Linked DNA regions of Homo sapiens: region 1 is linked to region 2. A link is a loop called in an ENCODE intact Hi-C map of the cell type or tissue named here. Cell type or tissue: ascending aorta. All regions are shown on one strand. Each heading gives the region's core, and the rest is flanking DNA. Links, peaks and the distances in the headings are about the cores only.

Region 1 (8,332 bases), core at 156-8,155, 67 kb after region 2:
AAAAATACAAAAATTAGCCAGGCGTGGTGGTGTGTGCGTGTAGTCCTAGCTACTCAGGAGGCTGAGGCAGGAGGATCGCTTGAACCCAGGAGGCAGAGGTTGCAGTGAGCAGAGATCGTGCCACTGCACTCCGCCTAGGCAACAGAGTGAGACTCCATCTCAAAAAAAAAAAAAATTGTAATCACAAATGTCACACAGACTTATACCCTGCTGTAGTCACCTAATCTTACGAGAAGTCTTTTCCCATGTTGTATGGTCTATGTTAGTTATTCTCATAACTGTTCAACAGTCCCCACAGTGGGTATGTGGTCAGGTAATTAGCCCCTGTGTTATTGAACACCAGAGGATTTCAAGGCTTTCACTATTACTAATAAAGCTATGGTAAACATCTCTGTATGTATAGCATTATTGTCATTCAAGCTTCTTTCTTTAGACTAGATTCTCCTAAAGCACAGGGATACGAGGTGCATAGCTCTTGGTGTGTATTGCTGAAGATAATGATAAAAATGTAGTGTCATTGGCTGTGTAGGAAAAAGCCAATGTCTTTGCATTTGCCCACATTGTTAGTTTTAAAAAATTTTTGGACTAATATAAGAAGTAGAAAAAATGGTTAGTCATTATTTTAATATATTTTTTAACTAGTTGGGTTAAGTAAACGTTTTCTCATAGATTTGTTTATTATTTGCATTTTGTCTTCTGGGAATCATTTCTTCACGTATCTAAAAATATTTTTCTTGGCAATTAGTATGATTACATTAGATTAAGGATATTAACCCGTCTATCTTGTTTGCTGCAAGCCATGCATTTTAATATGTTAGACAATGTAATATATAATTACAAATTATCCCCTAAATTCTGTTGTTTGAAGCACAAATAATACTGCATTTATAAGACTTGAAACTGTTTGGGGGGCTGAATTTGCTTATTGGGTTGGAAGTCAACATTTTATATTTATTTAAAAGCTCCACTCAAGTATAAAAGGTAAAAAAAAAAATGATTGCAGATTTATTGGTGGTGAATGTTCTAGCTCCAGATCTGCCCCTTCTCTGGCATGGACCTGGAACGAGAGTTTGATATTGGTAGTGGAGTTTGGGCATGGGCTTTCTGAATATTGTGATCATAAATAGGTCTTATTAAAATGAGTTCTTGGCTGGGTGTGGTGGCTCACGCCTGTAAATCCCAGCACTTTGGGAGGCCGAGGCGGGTGGATCACTTGAGGTCAGGAGTTCAAGACCAGCCTGGCCAACATGGTGAAACCCCATCTTTACTAAAAATACAAAAAGTAGTCAAGGTGGCACGTGCTTATAATCCCAGCTACTTAGGAGACTGAGGCACGAGAATCACTTGAACCCAGGGGGTGGAGGTTGCAGTGAACCGAGATTGTGCCACTGCACTCCAGCCTGGATGAGGGGGCAAGACTCTGTCTCCAAAATAAAAGAGTTCTTCATCTTCATGACTTTTAATAGGGATCAAAACCAAAACTATTTCTAGCCAGTGTAACTACAGAAAATAAAATAAAATAAAAAGTAGATGAAAATAAAAACCTTTAGTTTTTGTTGGGCCAATGCATCTGGCTATTGGGATTGGCCTTAAATTTGGGGAGATGAGGGAAAGGGCATTAGTGGGAAGCAACAAGGTTAAAGGCTTAGAAATGGGAACTCTTGTCAGAATTCAGTAGGAATAGCAAGTGTGGTACATGTGGAGTTTAGGGCTCATGGGAGGATGTGAGGGAGATGAGACTGGAAAAATAACTGGGACATGATCCTGCAGGGTCTTATGGCACATTAAATTAGGACTTGAATTTTTAGATCAGTGTTTCCAAAAGTGTGACATTTGAGGTGATTTTAGAAGGTATGTCATTGAACATTGGAAAATTTTGGTATTTATTCATTCCTTATTCTCTCTGTCATGCAGAATTTATTCCTTTTCCTTTTGTGCTCCCATGACACTTAAGCCAGATTGCTAGCAGAAGGGTTATCCCATTGTACTATATTTAAATGGACCACATCTGCCACCCTACAGCCCTGTGTTGGCCTCAAAGACAGCAATCCTGTCTGATCATGTTGGTCTCCCCTGGGCCAAGCACTTTCCTGGGTGCAAAGTAGGTACTAAAGAAATGTTTTTGAGCTGTATCATCAGGCCTGTGTTTTAGATATAATATTCTTTCCGGAAGCCTTGCTGCCTTTCCCTTGCCTGCCATACTGCCCAGCCAACCCCTCTGAGTGTATAGGAGCCCTGCGGAGTTTTTTTCCCCATTGAAATTTGACCCAGGTTGAATTGAAAGTTGGGGAGTGCATAGGTGGGTGCCAGCACAGTGGCTGGAGGGGGCTCATGGAACCTCCTTCCAACACAGCTGGAAAACCAGGAAAATGGGCTGGGTAACCTATATAGATGCTTCTGGTTCTAAAGAAGTGAGCATGTAGTTGGAACAGAATAAAGACCAGCTGAGGGCCCTCTGGCTCCCTAAACTCCTGAAGAACTGCAGAGGCCCTGTTCTAGAAGGATCCTCATGGCCCAGTGTAAATCAGTTTACAGTGACACTTAGAAATCAAGACCAGAAAGTGTGGGGAGGAGGAAGGAGTTAACTGTCTTAAATGCAGTGGAAAGATCAGTGAAGCCTGGACCAGTGCAGAAACCGTTGGACTTGGCCATGCGTGTGCACTGGAAGTCTTTCTGAAGGCCATTTCAGATAATTGGTTAGAACGGAAACTGAGTTGGAGGGACTCCAGGAGGAAATGAGAGGATGTGGAGGATGGCCTTTCTGATGTGTTTTCCTATTGCTCCCTCTCCAGAAACATTGGTCTTTTTACAGAAACTTCGTGCTTGTTGTGTTCTGAGCTCCCAGGAGTGTCATGGGATTCTAGACTGAAGTTAATGTCAGGGTCAAGTTTATCCCACTTTCTTCCCCTTGAACGGAAGTATCAGCGACTCAGTGTTTATCCTTTCTGGCTTTCTGAAGAGCCTTCTGCACCCTTTGCAATAATGTAGAGGGTGCATTTGAAGAGAAGTGACATTAATAGAGATTGAGAAGAGAAGGAGCTGTTGAAAAATTGGAGAAACGTGGCTCTGCTAGTGGATCTGCAAAGTACAAAGAAATAAGGCCAGGCATTTATTCTGGGGCTCTGTGCGCTGTCTCTATTCTTTTCAAGCTGTTGGAAGTAGCTGTACGTATATAAAATCAAGTCCCAGATTAGATTTTTTTTTTTTTTTTAAATACAGGGTCTCACTCTGTTACCCAGGCTAGAGTGCAGTGAGCAATCTTGGCTCACTGCAACCTCTGAGGCCTCCTGGGTCCAAGTGACCCTCCCACCTCAGCCTCCAGAGTAGCTGGGACTACAGGCGTGCACCACCACACCCAGCTAATTTTTGTATTTTTGGTGGAGACAGGGCATCCCCATGTTACCTAGGCTGGTCTTGAACTCCAGACTCAAGCAGTCTGCCTGCCTCAGCCTCCCAAGTGCTGGGATTGCAGGTACGAGCCATGGCACCCAGTACCAGACTGGGTTTTTTTGTTTTTTTTTGTTTGTTTGTTTTTGTTTTTGAGACAGAGGCTTGTTCTGTCACCCAGGTTGGAGTGCAGTGGTGCGAGCTCAGCTCACTGCAACCTCCGCCTCCCGAGTTCAAGTGATTCTCCTGCCTCTGCCTCCAGAGCAGCTGGAACTACAGGCGTCCACCACCATGCCCGGCTAATTTTTGTATTTTTAGTAGAGATGGGGTTTCACCATGTTGTCCAGGCTGGTCTTGAACTCCTGACCTCAAGCACCGGCCTCCCAAGGTGCTGGGATTCTAGGTGTGAGTCATTGAGCCCGGCCCAAGATTAGATTTTAAAGCTAAGGCATAACCAGCATTTTGTTCAAGTGGGGAGCTGGCTCCCTTTTAAGGAGCCATGGTGGAGTTAAGGAGGCTCTTGATTATCTTGAAGGTAAGACTCTGAAGTTAGGTTCCGAAGGTTAAACAGAGGCGAGAGCAAAGGCCGTGACTGAGCACCTACTGCATGTCCAGTGCTGAGGATGATGCAGTTTTCCTTTCCAGATATTTACAATCTATTGTTGGGGATGGGGGAGCTATGGAGGCAAAACACCATAGTGCATAGGAGAAGCTGGAGCATGCTGGCTAGGAGATTTAAAGGCTGTTTGTTTTCCAAGAACCTTTGCAGGACCTTGAATTCATTTTTACAGACATGCTCAATTTCTTCCTAGTCATATATCCCTAAACTACCCATATAAGGACCTTCTTTCCTTTCCCAGTAACCAACCCATATTTAGTTGATTGTTTTTCAGCTGGAAGCATGAGTATAACTTTGGCTTTTTAGTAATTAATCACTTTGTGTCATCAAAACTTATCTTAGAATTATAGGGTCATGGAATTGGCGGGGTAGGGGGGACAATATGGAATGATTAATTATCTGGATGCTTTCTTAACAACTCTGGCCACTTCACATCTTGTTCTTCTCGTGGAATGTCTGTGTTGATGCCATGGTACTTTGACCAAGTACGGCAGGTCCAAGCAGCTCAAAGCGTGGAATGGCGGTTTGACTCCCCGCTGGCACACCCAAGCTGTGACACTGCATAGGTTCCTGCAACTCACTAGGGGAATTTACTGCCCACTTGCAGTTGTGTCATTTTGCCACTAGATGGTACACTGTTGGTCCTTTTGGCTTTTACCCAAAGGTGCCTGGCTCATTTGGAGGGGACTTGTAAGAGGCATTCCAAAGACGTGCCATCATGTACTCAACCAAATCAGGCTCTTTACAGCTTAGTTTTTAAATAAATATTAAGTGTTAGAGGTTTTTATGTAAAATAAACTCTCAAGTTCTCATCTGATTGTAATGGCCCATATTATCTCTAAATAAACAGCAGGGACTAGACTATGATTTTCAAAGCTTTCAGTGTTCCGGTCAAGCTCAATTTGTGTAGTTTCATGGATGCGTCCTCACTGCCCAGGCTCTGAGCACTTAAGGTTGTAGAGACACAACCACTGCCGAGCCACTTGGGATTCAGATCTGGTCAGCCTCATGTCAGGAGAGAGGAATGAAGATTCTCCTCTTCAGATGAAACCTTGGGGACTTCTCCCTCCCATCTTCTGCTGGTCAAGGTTCTTGGGTGGCAGATAACCAGAAACCACCTCTGGTGAACTCAAACTGAAGAGGGATTTATTGGCAAGATCTTGGGTAGTTCACGGAGTTTATGGAAGGTTGGAGAACTGCACTCAGAACTGGGGCAGGAATTCCAGGAGGCTGAGCTGGCTGGGATCAGAGCCAGAATCAGGCCCTGGAATAGTCTGGATAGGACGTTGCTGCTGTTGCCACAACAGGGGAGGACTGGATGCAGGGCACTGTCCTTGGCACTGCTGCCGTTGCTGCAGTTCCTTTTCTTCAGTCAGCCCATTCATCCTCAGCACTTTTAATTTTATTTTAAACTATCCCTTGTTTGTTAGTATCACCTGCTGCAGATTTAATCACCAGAGTGAGAACACACAACAGAACCTGCTACTCAAAAAGTCCTCGTGTGCAAGAGCTGGTACTCACCTGTGCATTGTCATTGTCACGTACTATCGTCATACTAGCTCTTAAAATATCAAAGTAGTCTCTTAACACCCAGGGTCCATTCTCCTTCTACCCTCTCAGCATCCAGCCATTAAATGGTTAATAGCAGGCACAGGGAGGGGCCTCCCAGAGAGTGCTACAACTGGTGTCTGCTCCAGTTGGTAGACATTTGTGGCAAAATGATGGTTAAATATTTTGAAGATTATCCCTGACTGTGTCTATTTTAGGTTAGTTTGTAAGTAAGGGGGCTGACACTTAGAAGTTAGTAGTTTCTATATTGAGAAATGTGAAATGTGCAAAGGGCTACCCGCATATGACGGTGATTACTTATCATGTATGAGTTGAGGTATCCTTTTTGTTTGGTTCACAAGACATCTCCATTCATTTCTTCTCCAGCCTAAGAATGCTGTGTGCTTTGTACTTGTTTTTTAAATTAAGACGAATTAAACTATACAAAGGGAATTGGTAAATGGATTATGGAGTGTTATTACAATGAAATACAGCCATTAAAATGATGGATATGCTGACTATATAGAATCCCAGAAAAATGTTCATGAAATACTTGATTTAAAAATTAGAACACAAAGCTGTCCAGATATTATGTTTACAATAATGTACTTGCTATTTATGTATCTAAAGGCTAGAAAAAACTTATAAAAGAATGAAAATAGTTTCAGTTAAGATAGCTTCACAGTGGAAACAAAAAGATTTCTTCAATAATGCTTTAAAAATTGAGGAAAGGCCAGGTGCAGTAGCTCACACCTATAATCCCTGCACTTTCAGAGACTGAGGCAGGAGGATCGCTTGAGGCCAGGAGTTGAGGCCAGCCTGGGCAATAGAGAGACCCCATCTCCACAAAATAAAAATTTTAAAAATTAGCCAGGTGTGGTGGTGCATGACTGGTCCCAGCTACTTGGGAGGCTGAGGTGGGAGGATCGCTTGAGCCCAGGAGGTTGAGGCTGCAGTGAGCCGTGATCACACCAGTGCACTCAAGCCTGGGTGATAGTGCAAGACCCTGTCTCAAAAACAAAAACAAAAATAAAAATAAAAATAAGGAATAAAAACCTTAATACAATTGCTCATGAAAATTATTTATAAAATAAAAGCATTTGGATGCTATCACAACAACACTTTTGATCCTGGGAGGCAAACTAAGGTATCAAAAACTTAGGACTGGAAAACATGAGGACATACAGATAACAGCAGGTTGTGTGTTTCTCGATTGAAAGAACAAATGTTTCCACAGCTTAGAGAACCATCTGTGGGGACAGCTATTGAAGGTCATAGATAGTCTCAGATGTATTTGACAGTGACAGAGGCAAAGTTCCTGCTGATTTGGGCTGCAGAGATGGACTTTGAATGATTTCCTCTTCATCCCTAGCATTCTACTCTCTTAATTACAAGGACAGTAAGGCAAAGCAACCATCCAGAAAGGAAACCAGTGTCCAACTTCAGCTTTTTTAAAAGAAAAAGCTAAAGCATGTCTCCTTTTGCAGACCTTCATACCATATCTTCATATCCCTATTACAGAATTCGTGAACCGGGGTTTTTCTCTGTATCATTGCTTCTCACACCTTAAAATGCAAAGGGAGCACCTGGGATTTTGTTAAAATGCCCATTCTGATTCAGTAGGTACAGGAGTCTGAGCTTCTGCATTTTCTTTCCTTTTATTTTTTGGAGTTGGAGTCTCGCTCTGTCACCCAGGCTGGAGTGCAGTGGCACACACGAACTTGGCTCACTGCAACTTCTGCCTCCCAGGTTCAAGCAATTCTCCTGCCTCAGCCTCCCGAGTAGCTAGGATTACAGGCACCCACCACCACACCCGGCTGCTTTTTGTATTTTAGTAGAGACAGGGTTTCACCATGTTGGCCAGGGTGGTCTCAAACTCCTGACCTCAGGTGATCCGCCCATCTTGGCCTTCCAAAGTGCTGGAATTACAGGTGTGACTCACCACACCCGGCCGCTTCTACGTTTTCAGTAAGCTCCCAGCTAATGTGAATGCTGCTGGCCTGTGGACCACACTTGAAATATCAAGGTTCTACATATCCCGAGGACTTGTTTTTCAGATTGTGTGACCTTCAGATGTGTTCAGTAAGACCTTATTAGTCGAGGTATGTACAAGACTTGTACTTTGAAAAAACTATAAAACATTACCAAGAGAAATTAAAGAAGTCCTGGAAAAAGGGAGAGATAGGTCATACTCATGAACTGGAAGACTCAATATTGTTAAAAATGTTAGTTTTCCACAGATTGATCTATAGATTCAACATGATTCCAGTCAAAATCTCAACAGACTTTTTTAGGTAGAAATTGTTAAGGTGGTTTTAAACTTTATATGAAAATGCAAAGGATCTAAAATAGCCAAAATGATTTTGGAAAAAAACTCAAGTTGGAAGACTCACTGTATTAGGCCATTCTTGCACAGCTATAAAGAAATACCAGAGACTGGGTCATTTATAAAGAAAAGGGGTTTAATTGGCTCACAGTTCTGTAAGCTAACTGTACAGGAAGCATCTGCTTGGCTTCTGGGGAGCCTCAGGAAGCTTCCCATCATGGTGGAAGGCGAAGGGGGAGCAGGCGTGTCACACGACAAGAGCATAAGTAAGGGTGCGGGGGGGGGGTGCCACATACTTTTAAATGACCAGGTCTTGTGAGAACTCGCTATTGCAGAGATAGCACCAGGCCATGAGATATCCACCCCCATGATCCAAACACCTCCCACCACGCCCACCTCCAACATCGGGGATTGCATTTTAATGTGAGATTTGGGCAGGGACAAATATCTAA
Region 2 (8,332 bases), core at 189-8,188:
GGTAGGGAGAACTGCAGCACATCTCAGACCTGCCTGGATTCCTGTGCCATTTTGCTTCATTCAGCACATGCCCTTTGAGCAGCCTGGGGCATGTGCACCCATTGGAAGAGGATGCCTTTGGGTTTAATAACTTGTGCGTTTAATAATCAGCCTTTTTGGCTGAGTGATATGGCAGCAGCAGATTGATTTTATTGGGGCAGAAAAAGAGTTGTGTGCTTTTCCGGGTAGCCCTGAGTCACAGACCGCCAATTTGTTATCTGCACATATGTGCAGTCAGCTGTGCACAACGTCCTCTTCCCTGCCCAGCTGCTCTGGTGTGATTCATTCTACAAATATTTGAGTACCTACTGTGTTCCAGGCACAGGACAAAGTACCAGGGGAAGATACATTGATGAGCAGAAACAGACCTGAGCCCTGACTTCATGGGCTTTGTGAGGTTGTGGGGAAAACAGGCATTAAGCAAATGAGGGTAACATTATAATCAGTGTAAGGCTATGAAGAGCAAGTACATGGGGCTACTGAAGCAGGTACTAGAGAGATTTGACCTAAGCTGGAAGTCCAAGGAAGGTTCCCAAAGAAGCGGCAAGTGAGCTGAAGGAAGGCCAAAGGTGTGAGGAGTGGGTGAGGGCCGGACCCGACTCTTGTGCCATCCCCTGAGCCCAACACCCTTCCTTCTTTTCCTTGGTCCTTTAGGAGGCAGTTAATCCTCTTGCAGTCAGTCTTGTTATAATTTCAGATGTATTTTATTTCTTTTCAATTGCATAGGTTTCAGGGCAAAAATAGAATATGGCCTCTACTTTAGGAGTTCAACAACAATGCAGCCACTTGTTGAATATCAACTGTGTGCATTTTCATTGAATCCTCTCAACCCTGGAAGGTCAGTATTAGGATTCCCAGGCGAAGAAACTGAGGCTCGGAGAAAGGCTAAGTAACTTGGGCTTTTGTCTCCTGTTGGTTACTGATTAGAAAGCTGGGATTTTAACCCTATGGCCCATTGCCAAACACTCTTGTGTCCTCTGCCTCTCCCTCTCAGAGACAGCTTTGTGGCTTGACCTGGGGATCCAACAACTATCTCCATGTCACGTCCATGGGAAAATGCAACCTGAGTTCCAACCCTCCAACTTGAAAATGAACTTTTGGCGCATGGCCTGTTTGTCGGTTGAGGGCTGTTGTCTTAATTCTGTGTCAGAGAGGCATTGAAAATCCAGAATTAATGGAAGATGGTCTTGGAAATAGTCACTTGAGGTGAGTGACAATGGACCAGATGAAAAGAAAGTCAATTTCACCCCTGTTGTGGCCAGTATACCTGTGGAGCGTGGGGAAGAGAAATGGGTGTGGGCTGGTAACTTTTAATTATTTAGAGTTAAGTCTCTAATTTTTGTGCGCTTTTTTAATGAGTGGGCTCTGGGTAGGGGTAATCTATGCTAGTTACTTCATCTATCTGAGCCTCAATCTCCTCTGTAAAATGGGATAATGCAGCTTATCTACTTCAGCACTGCTGTGAGATTCAAATGAACTACAGAGCCTTAGGATTAGAAGAGGGTATCAACATTTGATATATTATCAAATGTATTAAGATAATACACTTGAAAGTGTTTTGTAGGCCTGTGTATATGATGCTACTTTTGTTGATCTACCACCGTGGTTCATGTTATTATTAATAGCACAACACACTGGTTCTTAAACTTGAGCTGGATCAGAATGACCTGGAAGGCTTGTTAAGACACAGATTGCTGGGTCCCTCCCCCAGAATTTCTGATTCAGAAGCTCTAGGGTGGGGCCAGAGGATTTTTATTTCTAACAGGTTCCCAGGCAATGCTGCTGGGCTGGTGACCACACCTGAAGAACTACACTACCCAGATCTGGAGCCACCAGGCCCAGCTGGTGCCTCAGACCTAGACAGTGACAGGTAAAACCCACTGACCTTGGTGGGGGGTGGGTGTGGATGTCAATTCAGGGCTATCGTGTGGCCAGACAGAGCTGAGTTGGCATTGGCGACCCTAGGTCAGGGACTGTGATGTCTGGAGTAGGGTGGAGGCAGCTACTCTGCTCTCTTGGGTCCCTGAGGACTTAATATGGCCGCTGGCAGTCACCATTTCTCGGGGCTATGGTTTATGGTGCAGAAGGTACCTCTCTCATAGGGTGCGTTAGGCCAAATTTGGATAGACCTATCCACACTGGTGAACTCCTTCATTCTTGAGGCTAACTCAGCTCCATCCAAGCTCAAGCACCCTTGGGCTTCTGTAAAGAAATCATCTTCTTTCTAATGATTTTCCAAGGGTGCAGTAAAGGGAGCAGCCGCATTAATTCTGGGGCTGGGTGGCTGATCCTGTCTCATATCCTGTCCCTCATCCTAAGAGATTTCCTACTTCCTGCTCCAGCCACACTCCTTCCTGCCCCCCAGCCCGTGTGTGATTTCTGCTTAAATCTCTTTCTTAGTTGAGATAGACAACTTTTTAAAAAATTACCCCCCATTTCAGAATAGGGCAGGCTGGAGCAGGCTAGCAGCAATTTTTGTATTTTTGGGATCATATTGAGTGGGATCATTAAAGTCACCCCGAGAAATGGTGACTGCCAGTGGCCATATTAAGTCCTGAGGGACCCAAGGGAGCAGAGTAGCTGCCTCCACCCTACTCCAGACATCACAGTCCCTGACCTAGGGTCGCCAATGCCAACTCAGCTCTGTCTGGCCACACGATAGCCCTGAATTGACATCCACACCCACCCTCCACCAAGGTCAGTGGGTTTTACCTGTCATATTGAGTGGCTTGCTAAAGATGCAGATTCCCTGGCTATCCCCTCAAAGGTTTTAATTTCTCAGGTCTGGAGAGATCGCAGAAATTCTGATGCAGGGGTCTGAGAAACATACTTAGGGAGATAATCCAAGAGAATTGGACCTGCTTTTCAGTCTGCTGACAAGTGGATACCACTTTACTCCAGCTACCCAGTGCCCACGAGCCCCTGCTTGGACATCTGTCCTCTTTAGAGTCTGTGCCTGAAAGCCTATGCCCCATATTTGAGAGATGAAGCTGTAGTGTGGGAGGGGAGTGGGGCTTGCTTAATGGTTGCCTTCTTGGTTAGCCAGCTTCAGAGTTTCCATTATGGCCTGTAAAGAGGTCTTTTTACCTGCAGTGTCTTCCATCGATATTCTGCCTCATATACACTCTACTTCTGCCTCAAGGCCCAGTATGAATCTGAAGTCGAAGTGACTTTTGTAGCCCATACTTGGTTCCTGCTCACAACTTCTCTATGAATGATGATGGGTCTTCTGGTTTTTCTTTTGCCTTGTATGGCTGTCTGATTAGCTTCCATTGGGCTGATTTTATCTCTGAAATTATATTGTAAGCATCATGAAGGTTGTGGGGTCTGCATGGTGTTGGGCATACAGTTATCGATGATTATGGATAACTTGGTTCACCGTGATGTTTCTGGGGTGGAGTGACCACTGTTTGATACCTGGTTTGACAGATATCAAAACCATGGCAATAAGGGTCTAGAATTGGCTTGATCTCCACAGTATCTCTTAGATGCAAAGATGTTTTAGGTATAGGGCTTTGAGTATCAGTGCCATCAAATAGTACTTCCAGGGGGAACCCCAGACAAGTCTGGGTCCTAAGTGAAACCAGAGGTTTTAGCCAGAAATAAACCAGCATCAGGAAGGGAGCTGGTCAAACACTGTTCCACTGCATCAGTGGGTGGCAGAGGTTGCTGGCAGGACAGAGTTAGCTGGCATCAGTCATGGCAGAAGATGACTCATAAGGCTAGTTGAATGTGTGTGTATGAGTTTGTGTGTGTCAGAGACAGAGAGAAAAAAGATTCTTACTTCAAACGGCATTCTTCCTGTGTCTCCCGAGGATGTATTTTTTCCCCTCAGATGTTTCTTTTTTTCTACATAATAGTCAATGTTCAAGATTGTGTAAAAAAAAAAAATTAGGAAATAATCCAAGAACCCAATATTCAAAAGGGCCTGGGCAGACTGTCAGCATTTTGTCAATGGCTCTTTCTAGCCTGGGTTGCTTGTGTGGTAGCATGCCAGATCTATCCAACAAGATTGCCACTTGCTTTGCCTGTTCTTTGCTCTCAGTCTAAATAACTTCTCAATTCATTCTAGTCCTTTTAAATTTTCATGGCTTGCTGCATTTCGTTAGCTCACTTAAAATGAGAACATGGAATCAATACAGTACAACCACAGACCCAAAGATGGTTAGACTTAAAAGAGTCCTTTCTAGATGGTCCCATGTGGCCAAGGGAGATCTTAAGCTCCTTGGTGTAAAGGTCCTCAGCCCAGGTGTCCCATGTCTGGTGAATTTAATTTTCTTCTTTCAGCCCTGCACCTGCCATCCTTGCAATCCTGCTTTCCCTCTGTTCTTCCCTCAGCCAAACTGATGTGTGGTCTATAGAGAGAAATAGGTTTCTCAGGCCTGAGGTAGCTGGAACCATTTAAGTACAAGGAATCCAGTGTGGAAAGGGGTGTTGTTCAGATTGCATTTAAAAATGGGTTGGGAATAACACTGGCTGTGAAAACATTATCAAAAATCTGCAAAATCAACACTCTTTCTTCCTGGTAAACATGAAGGGCTCGGCAGCTGCACCTCCCTCACGTGTGTTTGGCCAACTGCTGCTTGGGACATTGTGCCTCCCTCAGCGGCTCATGGGTGCTGATTGGAGCCAGGATTGGCTCTTTGCTGGATCGAAAGGTGTCTCAATGCTCTGAAATGCCATACCAGTCAAGGGTGCAGTTGAACTTAACGGTAGCGTATACCCGTCCATCTGGGTTACATGCGCCCCACATCCCTGTTGAGGTTTCACTGCGTCAAGACCCAGGGCAGGCAGAACTGACCCTCCTGCTTAGGCAAAGGTGACTTATGGGTGATTTCTTTCCATCAGAATCCTCACCCTCTCAGTCACCGCATAACCTTATACAAGAGAATTTGTTTATTTCGGAGAATCAGCCCACACACAGGTTTGAAGCAAGTCCAAAAGGAACATTTGCCACTGTGTGAAACTTGTCTCATCTTGCTGCTCTTCGATGAGAACTGGTCCACTACTTCGCCCTGACCCCCGAAGTTGCCAATATCATTTGTGGAAATCTTACTGTTTGGAAATTTACTGGTTTCCCCGAACAGGAGCTATTTGCCTGAGTTTCTTTTAGAGAAAGCTGAACTGCCTTTTTGGCACTCCTTGTCTTCCTTTTTTTTTTTTTCCCATGTATCTTCATAAGTAGATGGCTTGGAAATAGTTACCAAGAAGAATACAGCTGTGTACTCCAGTCTAATTTCCTGGAGCGTGAGCCATGTCAAAGGGCTCGGATTCTGTTTTTGACATGGACTCAGGGATGTGCTGCAGATACAGTAGCAGGTGGGCTGATTTCAGGGGAGCATCTAACCGGAAAAGCATCTAACCAGGAACCTGTGGCTGAAATTGGATGTGGGGGCTGGATGATAAGGCTACAGGTAGATGCAGTGTTGGCTGAATTATTAGATCAGATTTACATCCTCGATTCAGAAAGCTTCTTATGGTACTTAGAATTGTGCCTGGACCTGCCTGGACCTGTCCTGGTCTTTTTTTTTTTTTTTTTTTTTTTTGAGACAGTCTCGGTTGGTTGCCCAGGCTGGAGAGCAGTGGTACAATGTCGGCTCACTGCAACTTCCGCCTCCTGGGTTCAAGCAATTCTTGGGCCTTCAGCCTCCCAAGTAGCTGGGACTACATGTATGCGCCACCATGCCTGGCTAATTTTTGTACTTTTAGTAGAGATGGGGTTTTGCTCTGTTGGCCAGGCTGGTCTCGAACTCCTGATCTCAAGTAATCTGCCTGCTTTGGCCTCCTAAAGTGCTGCGATTACGAGCGTGAGCCACCACGCCTGGCTGTGGTCATTTTTGATCAGACGCTGGAGCTCTGGAGGGCAGCCCTGTGAAGTGGGCAGATCTCTCAGAGCTGGGAGAGAGAGCTTACACTTCAAAGAGTGATCAGCACCTAACAGCTCTTTTAACATGTGTCTAGCATCTAGGTTACAAAAAAATCCTGTATGTGTAGGATGGGGGTGACCTGATTTTTAAAGAAGCCCTTGTGAAGAAAGACCCATTTTGGATGACCAGAAAAAGGAGAAGGCCCTTCTTAGAGGGCTGGAGGAAGAGGTGGTTCTTTAGCAGCATGCTCTGATAGCTTTGGGTTTGTCTTCTGGGGCAGTTGACTCTCCTGAATGGGGTGATGCTGGGCTGGTACCTCAGGAGCAGAGTAAGTTGGCTCTGACACTAGCCCTCTTCCTACTAGCCGTCTCTCCTCTAGAAAACTACCCTCTCCCTGATGCAAGGCCTCTTCCATGTCTATACTGGCTTCTCCAGGCAGGAGCTAGGGCTTTTCTCATTTCTGAGAGTTTCCAACTCAGTCCCAAAGGCTGCAACTGCCTTTGATGTTGAGAAACGACAACGACAAAAACAAGCAAGAAACAAGGCAGCAACATAGGCTTTAGGAGACAGACGTATCAACAGGCTGGGCGTGGTGACTCATGCCTGTAATTCCTGCACTTTGGGAAGCCAAGATGGGAGGATCGATTAAGGCCAGGAGTTCGAGACCAGCTTGGGCAACATAGTATGACCCCCATCTCTGCAAAAATAAAAGTAGAATTAGCTGGGTGTAGTGGTGCATGCCTGTAGTTGGAGTTACTTGGGAGGCTGAGGTGGGAGCATGGAGCATCCCTTGAGCCTGGGGTGTTGAGGCTGCAGCAAATCATGATCTTACCGCTGCACTTCAGCCTGAGCAACAGCATGAGATCCTGTTGCTCAGGAAAAGAAAAAGAAAAGTTATAAACAGAAGGCTTTGTATTTCAGTTTATAACTTAAAAATAAGGAGCACTTAATTCGATTCTGCAAATGTGGAGTAATAAGAATGTGATCTTAGTTCCACATTGCATCAGGTTACAGGTGGCACAGAAAAGATACAGGTGTGAGAGCGGAATAAAACAGGAAGTTGGGGTGGAGAGGAAAGCTAGTGACAAGTAGGGTTGTAGGGAGAAGGAGAAAGCAAAGACAGGCTTGCATGGAACGAGATAAATGTGCATGAGCAGGCTTGTGAGCAGAGTTAGAAAACAGCACAATTTGAGGTGGAACCAGTTTGTAGTAAGGATCTTCTCTTAATGCTGTAATTTATGTCCAGAAATTCTGAAAAATTACATCTTCGCTTTCATTTTTTTTCCACTTTAAAAATTTTTGACAGAGTCTCACTGTGTTGTCCAGGCTGGTCTCAAATTCCTAGGCTCAAGTGATCCTCCCCAGTAGCTGAGACTATAGGTGTGAGCCACCATGCCTGGTAATACCTTCACTTTCCAAAAACTTTTGACAACCTGACATACCTACCTGTCCTTTTAGAATGAACGCTTGATACTGACTGATGGTACTGTAAGAAGCAAAGACCCTATTTATTTAATAATCTTCAAAATAAAATGCTTTTTCTCAGGACTTCAAGACCAGCCTGGCCAACATGGTGAAATCCTGTCTCTACTAAAAATACAAAAATTAGCTGGGCATGGTGGCAGGTGCCTGTTATCCCAGCTACTTTGGAGGCTGAGGCAGGAGAATCACTTGAACCTGGGAGGTGGAGGTTGCAGTGAACTGAGATTGCACCACTGCACTCTAGCCTGGGAGGGAGAGTGAGAATCTGTCTCAAAAAAAAAAAAGCTTTTTCTCCCCCAGACAAAAACCTTATTGTCTTTAGATGAGCCCAAAGAGTTAAAGAAAATTGTCTGTATTGATACACGAATATACATATATGCATACATAAAAAGAGAAAAGGAAATACTTTCATATCATCCAGCAGTTTTTTTCTGGGTGGTAATTTTATGACTATTTTTTCTTTTTTTGGTGGGGGGAAGGGTGAGTTATTTTCTATCTTTTTAAAAACAGTGAACAGTATTACTTTAATCAGAAAAGGAGTTATTAAGATATAGTGCTCTGGTTGAAACATATGGATAAACAATATTTAAATACAGTATTATTATTTACCTAAAGTGTTATTTACTTTTTATAGCTTAAGTTTGGAAATGCATGCATTTAGTGTATATTAGCCCTTCCCCTGCTTTCTTCTAGCTTTTAAAATTTGTAATTTTTACCAGAGTTACACAGGCATAGAGTTTCAAGAATCCAATATTTCTACATGACTGCAGTCTCCGACACCGTCACCGTTAGCCCCCTGCTGCCCCGGTGGCAGCCACTTTAAAATCTTAGCTGATTCTTTTGATATTTACTTCCACATTTGATAGTAACCTGTATGTTTTACTACCTTTTGGACATCATCTGTTAACTTATCACCATGTAAGATGAAGATTTGGTTCTCTTTT

What was found. A loop is a pair of places that touch in the nucleus more often than their neighbours do. Peaks named below come from ENCODE experiments on the same cell type or tissue, not always from the same donor. Only the 100,000 strongest peaks of a DNase experiment are listed, where the experiment ranks them.
Region 1: a loop joins it to region 2, with 2.1 times the contacts of the local background. A loop is called at or near these places in 4 of 110 quality-filtered maps.

Annotation. Positions count from the first base shown.
Region 1 is chr10:95,442,350-95,450,681 of GRCh38, reverse strand. The region is part of intron 2 of SORBS1 (sorbin and SH3 domain containing 1); the gene reads left to right. Among named protein-coding and RNA genes, the nearest start is that of SORBS1, 110 kb to the left of the region's middle. RefSeq lists a silencer at 6,716-7,010. In ascending aorta, for the core only: a CTCF peak has its summit at 4,612 (motif pointing right); DNase peaks (open chromatin) are centred at 2,684, 3,872, 4,541 and 5,261; H3K4me3 peaks cover 1,147 bases; H3K27ac peaks cover 8,000 bases.
Region 2 is chr10:95,509,670-95,518,001 of GRCh38, reverse strand. The region is part of intron 1 of SORBS1 (sorbin and SH3 domain containing 1); the gene reads left to right. Among named protein-coding and RNA genes, the nearest start is that of SORBS1, 48 kb to the left of the region's middle. In ascending aorta, for the core only: no CTCF peak of the experiment used is centred there; DNase peaks (open chromatin) are centred at 278, 3,721 and 4,661; H3K4me3 peaks cover 3,009 bases; H3K27ac peaks cover 8,000 bases.